2 separate regions of the Homo sapiens genome follow, and region 2 is linked to region 1. Evidence: read pairs that join two places in POLR2A ChIA-PET (ENCODE). Cell type or tissue: OCI-LY7. All regions are shown on one strand. Links, peaks and the distances in the headings refer to the core of each region. The heading gives the core; the rest is flanking DNA.

Region 1 (2,500 bases), core at 1-2,500:
GGCTGGGCGCGGTGGCTCATGTCTGTAATCCCAGCATTTTGGGAGGCCGAGGCGGGTGGATCACTTGACCCTAGGAGTTCGAGACCTGCCTGGACAACATGGCAAAACCCCGTTGCTACTAAAAATACAAAAATTAGCCGGGCATGGTGGCGTGTACCTGTAATCTCAGCTACTAGGGAGGCTGAGGCAGGAGAATCGCTTGAACCCGGGAGGCGGAGGTTGCAGTGAGCCAAGATTGCACCACCATGCTCCAGCCTGGCGACAGAGCAAGACTCTGTCTCAAAAAAAAAAAAAAAGAAGAGCAGGCGCAGTGGCTCACGCCTGTAATCCCAGCACTTTGGGAGGCCAAGGTGGGCAGATCATGAGGTCAGGAGATCAAGACCATCCTGGCTAACACAGTGAAAACGTGTCTCTACTAAAAACACAAAAAATTAGCCAGGCATGGTGGCGGGTGCCTGTGGTCCCAGCTATTCGGGAAGCTGAGGCAGGAGAATGGTGTGAACCCGGGAGGCGGAGCTTGCAGTGAGCCGAGATTGCGCCACTGCACTCCAGCCTGGGCAACAGAGCAAGACTCCCTCTCAAAAAAAAAAAAAAAAAAAAAATACTAATCTAGGTCAGTGGACCCCAGTCTCTGGTCCTTTAGTTTTCACTGGTTGGAAACAGAATGAGAAAAACTATCAAAGTTAAAGTACTATCCTTTATTCTGACATTTTATACTTGTAACTTTTTTAGTGTCAGAATAGACCATGGGGTTTGTTGATCTTAACACCCATCTTTAGCAAAATTATAAGTTGGCAACTCTGTATCTGTTCCTAAGTTTTTTTTCACTGGTCCATGAAATCAATGGCTGGGAACCGCTGAACTATGCTGCACCCTCCCTCCCACCCTACCCCACCCCTGTATCTCAGAGGGTGGCAAATTCCAACTGTCCCTTTTCTACTTCCCAAAACTCCAGGGGAAAAAATCCTGGTATCTCAATGCATGACCCTTCAGGCCAGAAGTCTTTGCCAGGACCTAACTGGACTCCTGCTTGCAGCAACTCAAATGCACATTTCCTCTTCCTGCCTTCAATAGACAGCCACGCCCACACCCCTGCTGCCAGGGCTTCTCAAGACCTCCCCCAGCTTGCTTAAGTCACCAACATCAACACCCACACCATCCCACACAGGGGAAAAGTGATGAGCCACCTCCCAGCTCTGCATAAGGCCTGGACAGAGAGACTTAAGGCCTGTTAGGCTCAGAGGATGGGGTTGGGAGGGAACTTGAGGGTCCCAGAGTTCAGCTCCACCCCACCACCATTGTAGAGAGAGCTGAGGTGCAGAGAGAGGAAGAGACCAGCTAACGTCACAGAGTCAGCAGCAAGGCCAAGAGCCTTCCAGTCATCCTTTGAATCCAGGGCCAATCCAGCAACACCTGCAGAGTGGATTGAGCACAGCTTAGAAGGAGGATGCCACCTCCTTCCCGAGTCTCCACTACTCCACATCTGCCAGGGTGTCCCCTATAAACGCTGACCACCAAGTGCAGTTCCCTTCCATCCCAAGCAGGGGTCGGTCCCTTCCCTGAGCCAAGCAGGTCTGAGGACAGACCTGGGGCCATGGTAACAAAGTCATCCCCGCACTAAACCCTGCTACTTCCAAATGCCAAATCTCCCTAATAGGGAAGTCTCCAGTTTCTGCCCAACTTTCTAGAAGCACCCAGGTGTTGGAGGCCCCATCCCCATAGCAGGAACTGCTACTACAACCACCACTAGTGCTTGATGTCCAGACCTAAGACCAGTTTCTAGCCCAACTCTCAGAAACATCTTGGTGGCCTCAAAGGATACTCCTATCCTCTGGTCCAAGCTTCCACCCAGTTGTAGATTGTCTGCAAGCACCTTGAGTCATCCATATCTACTTTCTACTTGTATGCCTCCAGTGACAGGGAGCTCACTACCTAACAGAGCAAGTTATTTCAACACCACTCGGCTATACTCCTTTCAGGAGACAATCCTTCACCTGGCTGACTGCAGTTACCATATGCCTTCACTTCCTCATGTAAAGCAACCCAATTCCTCCTTCAAACACATCTCACCTGATGTGGTTTCCAGACACACCCACACCCCACTTCAGGTTGATTTAACCTCCAAAGTACAATGACCAAGAGGAACAAAACCTCCTTCCTACAGGCTAGGTGCGGTGGCTCACATGTGTAATCCTAGCACTTTGGGAGGCCAAGGAGGGAGAATCCCTTGAGGCCAGGAGTTGGAGACCAGCCGGGACAACATGGCAAAACCCCACCTCTACTAAAAATACAAAAATTAGCTGGGCATGTTGGCGCACGTCTGTAATCCCAGCTACTTGGGAGGCTGAGACTTGGGAGGCTGAGACTTGGGAGGCTGACATGAGAACTGCTTGAACCTGGGAGGTGAAGGTTGCAGTGAGCCAAGATCACGCCACTGCACCCTAGCCTGGGTGACAGAGCAAGACTGTCTCAAAAAAAAAAGAAAAAAAGCACAACTCCT
Region 2 (6,478 bases), core at 1,805-4,304, 230 kb before region 1:
ATTTTAGGCTTTGCAAGCCATAGGCTCTGTAATGCAGCTACTCAACCCTGCCATCCTAGCAGCCACAGGAAATAGTAAATGAATGCATGCGGCAGTGTTCCAATAAAACTTTATTTACAGACACTGAAAACTGAATTTCATATGATTTTCATAAGTCACAAAATATTACTGTTTTGGTTTTTATTTAACCATTGAAAAATGTGAAAGGCCAGGTGTGGTGGCTTACACCTACACGCGTGATTACAATCTTAGCACTCTGGGAGGCCGAGGGGGCAGGATCACTTGAGCCTAGAAGTTTGAGACCAGCCTGGACAACATGGCAAGACCCATCTTGACAAAAAGAAAAAAGAAAAACGTAAAAACCATTCTTAGCAGGCCATAAAAAACAGGTGGCATGACAGATTTAGCTTATGGGCAATAAATAGTTTGGCAACCCTGCTTTACTAAGGTAACCAAAATAGATTTGGGTGTCCTTTCCTGTTACTGGATGTCTTTTCCTGGTACTTGTTAAACAATTCTGTATGTTTACATCATGTTACTAAATTGCCTGTGTTTTATTAGAACACTGTAGCTCACACAGGCAGAAACTTAGATATACACACAGCTGTGTAAACTTAAAAGCCAATTAAGTAAGAAAGGTTGGGAAGTGCCCCTACAAATCCAAACCCTAGCTCAAGAGTTGCTTTTCCTGATAGTTTCCTGAAATGCTGTGAGCCAGGCCCTCCCTGCCCGCTCCTCTCTCTGATGTCTTAAAGCAAGGACTGTACCATTTATTTGATGCTCAGCCACCTCCCTTCCTTCTTTATTCCTTCCTTTTTCACTCTGTGTTTTGACTTGCCAATAGACCTATATCTTCCTGGCATCTAGGCAGGTACCACATCTGAAACCTTTGTATACTCTCCGCATTGTGGGTGACAGCAATGACCCTGAAGTCAGATAGATTTTGTTCACATCCCAGTTTCACTAGTTACCAGCTCTGTGGCCTTGGGCAAATGACTTGATCTCTCCCAATTTGGTTTCGTCAGCTGTCAAATGGGGATAATAATAGTATCTAGCTCACAGGTTTCCCATGAGGTTTAAATCTAACGATGTATGTATGTAAAGATACTAGCTCTGTGCTTGGTACATAAGTCTTCAATGATGCTAACTAATTAAAATTAGCACAAAGCTAAAACCCCCATCAATATATGTGCTTTCCTTATTAAAGTTAATTAGAACAGGACAGAAACATCACAGTTGCAATTCTTTTTTTTTTTTTTTTTGAGACGGAGTTTTGCTCTTGCTGCCTGGTCTCACAGTTGCAATTCTTTTTTTTTTTTTTTTTTTGAGACGGAGGTTTGCTCTTGCTGCCTGGTCTCACAGTTGCAATTCCTTTTTTTTTTTTTTTTTGAGACGGAGTTTTGCTCTTGCTGCCTGGTCTCACAGTTGCAATTCTTTTTTTTTTTTTTTTTTTGAGACGGAGTTTTGCTCTTGCTGCCTGGTCTCACAGTTGCAATTCTTTTTTTTTTTTTTTGAGACGGAGTTTTGCTCTTGCTGCCTGGTCTCACAGTTGCAATTCTTTTTTTTTTTTTTTTTGAGACGGAGTTTTGCTCTTGCTGCCTGGTCTCACAGTTGCAATTCTTTTTTTTTTTTTTTGAGACGGAGTTTTGCTCTTGCTGCCTGGTCTCACAGTTGCAATTCTTTTTTTTTTTTTTTTTTGAGACGGAGTTTTGCTCTTGCTGCCTGGTCTCACAGTTGCAATTCTTTTTTTTTTTTTTTTGAGACGGAGTTTTGCTCTTGCTGCCTGGTCTCACAGTTGCAATTCTTCTAAGAATCATCCCACTGCCGGGCGCGGTGGCTCACGCCTGTGATCCCAGCACTTTGGGAGGCTGAGGTGGGCGGATCACCTGAGGTCAGGAGTTTGAGACCAGCCTGACCAACATGGAGAAACCCCGTCTCTCCTAAAAATACAAAATTAGCCAGGCATGGTGGCGCATGCCTGTAATCCCAGCTACTTGGGAGGCTGAGGCAGGAGAATCGCTTGAACCTAGGAGGCAGGGGTTGCAGTGAGCGGAGATCGCGCCATTGCACTCCAGCCTGGACGACAAGAGCTAAACTCTGTCTCAAAAAAAAAAAAATCCCACTTAAGGCAACCGTTTTCTTCTTAGAAATATGAAAGTAAGAATTTGCTTTGTTTTTTGGATTTTTCTCCTCCAAGAACACCAGAAAATTCTATTCTAGGCAAACAGATCTTGTTGTCCTGACAACAGATTGCCAAGAAAATAAGTAAACAAAGCATCTGAATCATATTTTTACAGAAAACTTGAACAGTACAAGGGAGGGGCTGGAAGCAAGAGTGTAAAATTACCTCACCCCCAAGGACAGCACTGTAATTTCCTGCGGAGGTTTCATCCTTCCTTTCTGAACCGTGTGCCGCTCATGTTGCTCACTGGAATGTTCCACCTCCCAAACCTTGAACATCCAGATGCAGACAGCAGGATTCATCACACCAATGTACTGGGAAAGGAAAAGAAATCTGGGGACCCCAAACTCACTAAGCCAAAGGGAAAAGTCAAGCTGGGAATTGGGTCATGCAAACCCGCCTCCCATTTTGGTTCCTAAATAAGGTGGCTACAAAGATGAAAAGCGACACACCTCCCTCACATTTTGCCCACAAGGAAATTCCTGGCGGCCCCCAAGATCTTTACCCTAAAGCAGTTCTGTTGAAGTTCTCCAAGGCAATGTAAATGGATAGCTTATCTTCACAGGTGCGGGGGACATAGGACAGAACTCAAAGTCATCCCTCTACTCACCTGAGACAAATGCGTATCTGATTGCTTCCTTGGCCCTATCTTCTATGTTATCTTATATAAAAATTCAGATTCGGCCCGGCGCGGTGGCTCACGCCTGTAATCCCAGCACTTTGGGAGGCCGAGGTGGGCGGATCACAAGATCAGGAGATCGAGACCATCCTGGCTAACACAGTGAGACCCCATCTCTACTAAAAATACAAAAAATTAGCCGGGCGAGGTGGCGGGCGCCTGTAGTCCCAGCTACGCCGGAGGCTGAGGCAGGAGAATGGCGTGAACCCCAGGGGGCGGAGCCTGCAGTGACCCGAGATCGCGCCACTGCACTGCAGCCTGGGCGACAGCGAGACTCAAAAAAAAAAAAAAAAAAAAAAAAAAAAAAAAATTTCAGATTCACCAAGCCAGGCAAAGGGATGAATGACTATTTTTCCCCTACCCACTCTCACATGAAAATTGTGTATTTCTCAATATCCTGCCCTTTCCCCTTTAAATACTGAAGCCTTCAAAATCATTTTCGGAGAAAGGCATACACCTGTCTCCCAGGTAGTTCCTTAACTTTGGCAAGTAAGCCTCCTAAAATGATTGAGACTTGCCTGGGTCATTTTCTTTGATTTACAGCACTTGTTGAATTTTTTTTTTTCCCATTCACCAGGACAGTAGAAAAACGCTGTCGCTAGCTAGGCGTGGTGGCAGGCACCTGTAATCCCAGCTACTTAGGAGGCTGAGTCAGGAGAATCACTTGAACCCAGGAGGCATAGGTTGCAATGAGCCGAGATCGGGCCGCTGCACTCTAGCCTGAGGGACAGAGCCAGACTCTGTCTCAAAAAAAGGAAAGAAAAATGCTGTGGGGCTGGGCACGGTGGCTCATGCCTGTAATCCCAGCACTTTGGGAGGCCAAGGCAGGGGATCACTTGAGGTCAGGAGTCCGAGACCAGCCTGGCCAACATGGTGAAACCCTGTCTCTGCTAAAAAATTCAAAAATTAGCCAGGTATGTTAGCACGTGCCTGTTATCCCAGCTACTCAGGAAGCTGAGGCACGAGAATCGCTTGGACCTGGGAGGAGGAGGTTGCAGTGAGCTGAGATCGTGTCACTGCACTCCAGCCTGGGCAACAGAGCGAGACTCCGTCTCAGAAAAAAAAAAAAAGAAAGAAAGAAAAGGAAAAAAATGCTGTCAAGTCAGGCTCAGAGGCACGCGCATGCAGTCCCAGCTACTTGGGAGGCTGAGGCAAGAGGATCACTTGAGCCTCAGATTTCAAGGCCAGCCTGGGCAACATAGTGAAACTATCTCTAAAAAAGAAAAGAAAAATGCTGTCAGAAAGAAGATCTTGAGAAGTTTCACTTCAACAGGCAGTGAGATTACTAGTCCCAAACATAAACAACATCATAGAAGAAGTGATGGGGGCACAGATGAGGAGGCTTTTCATTTGTCTCAGCATACATCTTCGAGGAAAAAAACTGGCCGGGCGCGGTGGCTCACACCTGTAATCCCAGCACTTTGGGAGGCCAAGGCGGGCAGATCACCTGAGGTCAGGAGTTCTAGACCAGCCTGACCAACATGGAAAAACCCCGTCTCTACTAAAACTACAAAATTAGCCAGGCATGGTGGTGCATGCCTGTAATCCTAGGCTGAGGCAGGGAGACTGAGGCAGGAGAATCGCTTGAACCCGGGAGGCAGAGGTTGCAGTGAACCAAGATCACGCCACTGCACTCCAGCCTGGCCAACAAGAGCAAAACTCGGTCTCAAAAAAAAAAAAAAGAAAGAAAGAAAAAGAAACAGGAAAAAAAAAAGCCAGTGTAACCACCCAAAAATATTAGGACCAAATTTAAAACACTTTGAACAAGTAGAAATATTCAGAGTATGGAGGTGAATACAAAGGCAGCCTGGTGATGTGAGAAAGAGCCTAGGCTGTGGAGCCCATCACTTCTGGGGCTGAATCCTGATTCTGGTCCTCACCAAGGTCGGGGCTGGGTCAGGCCCAACCTCCAGGGCCCGCTTTCCTGCCTGTAAAACAGGGATGATGTTTAGCTCACAAGCATTAGAGATGGTATGTGTGGAAGTACATAGCAGTGTCTGGCCCACATTGGGCACTACGTAAATAACAACTAATATTATCGTTTATGTGTTCAACAAACTGAAAAACAATGTTCACAAAAACAGGACAGTACTTTTGAAAATTCTAAGGGTAGGCCCAGCCCTGGAACCTATCAGCAGCGTGGCCTTGAGCAAGTAACTTAACCCCCTTATGCCTCCATCCTATCCTGTTCAATGGAATTCATGCTATTGCTAACTCTTGGAATTACTGTGAAGATTAAACGTGTTAATATAGCTAAGAACTTAAAACAGGGCACACGGCTGCTGGGTAGAGTTCCCACTGTGCCACCAGGTCAGAACACCTTTTTCCTTCTCTCCCTTAGAGGATACATCCTGAAGATCTCGGGTATAGACCCGAATGCCTGCTGCTTAAAAAGCTTCAATTCCGGCCAGGTGCGGTGGGTCATGCCTGTAATCCCAGCACTTTGGGAGGCCGAGGCGGGTGGATCATGAGGTCAGGAGTTCGAGACCAGCCTGGCCAATATGGTGAACCCCTATCTCTACTAAAAATACAAAAATTAGCTGGGCATGGTGGCGGGTTCCTGTAATCCCAGCTACTTGGGAGGCTGAGGCAGGAGAATCGCTTGAACCTGGGAGGCAGAGGTTGCGGTGAGCCGAGATTGCGCCATTGCACTCCAGCCTGGGCAATAGAGCGAGACTCCATCTCAAGAAAAAAAAAAAAAAAGAAAAAGTTTCAATTCCCTCCTCATTTAACCTTTTCCCCATTTAACCAGACGATCAATTCTTATACCCTTAAACCACTCATCATCACATCATTATGAAATTATTGACTCCTTTTTTTCCCCCCACCAAATGCTCTATCAGGAGAAAAGCCAGTTAGCTGTCACCCCGACAGTTCTGAGTTTTGGGGTCACAAATGTCTCTACTTTTCATTCAACCCACTCTGCTATCAGGGAGGAGACAAGCCCCTCAATCAACAAATCTAAGTCACAGATAGCAGGAGACCCCAGACCCCTTCTATTAGCTTTGGATTTAGGCCCTGTCTCCCTGCTAGGGTGAAGCTGCCATCAGCTGAGAGGCGCTTTGGGCAGGCTGGCTTTTCAGGTGTGCAAACTGTGCAGGGCTGTGGGCTCAGAAGGGCCCTATATTGGTTTAAGGCTCTGCCGTTGCTGTTTGAAATTATTTTATGTTTTTTTTTTTTGAGACAGGGTCTCACTGTGTCGCCCCAGGCTGGAGTGCAGTGGTGCGATCTCAGCTTACTGCAACCTCCGCCTCCTGGGTTCAAGCGGTTCTCCTGCCTCAGCCTCCCACGTAGCTGGGATTACAGGCGCCCACCACCATGCCTGGCTAATATTTGTATTTTTAGTAGAGATGGGGTTTTACCATGTTGCAAAGGCTGGTCTTGAACCCCTGACCTCAGGAGATCTGCCCACCTCAGCCTCCCAAAGTGCTGGGATTACAGGTGTGAGCCACCACACCCAGCCTTTTAAATTTTTACTTTTTAATAGAGGCCTCACATTTTTAGTTTGCACTGGATTCCATGAGTTGCATAGCTGGTCCTGGTCAGGCGTGATGACATCAAGCTTTTATGTTGGTATCTGTGGGGTCACCTGAACAACCTGACCCCATTTATTCAAC

Evidence for each region. Peaks named below come from ENCODE experiments on the same cell type or tissue, not always from the same donor. Only the 100,000 strongest peaks of a DNase experiment are listed, where the experiment ranks them.
Region 2: POLR2A ChIA-PET joins it to region 1 with 5 read pairs; 2 of 35 experiments call an interaction of 5 or more read pairs at or near these places.

Annotation. Positions count from the first base shown.
Region 1 is chr12:121,529,648-121,532,147 of GRCh38, forward strand. The region is part of intron 8 of KDM2B (lysine demethylase 2B); the gene reads right to left. Among named protein-coding and RNA genes, the nearest start is that of KDM2B-DT, 50 kb to the right of the region's middle. RefSeq lists an enhancer at 1-352. In OCI-LY7, for the core only: no CTCF peak of the experiment used is centred there; a DNase peak (open chromatin) is centred at 1,094; H3K4me3 peaks cover 591 bases; H3K27ac peaks cover 1,329 bases.
Region 2 is chr12:121,299,745-121,306,222 of GRCh38, forward strand. No RefSeq gene overlaps it. Among named protein-coding and RNA genes, the nearest start is that of CAMKK2, 6.3 kb to the left of the region's middle. In OCI-LY7, for the core only: no CTCF peak of the experiment used is centred there; no DNase peak of the experiment used is centred there.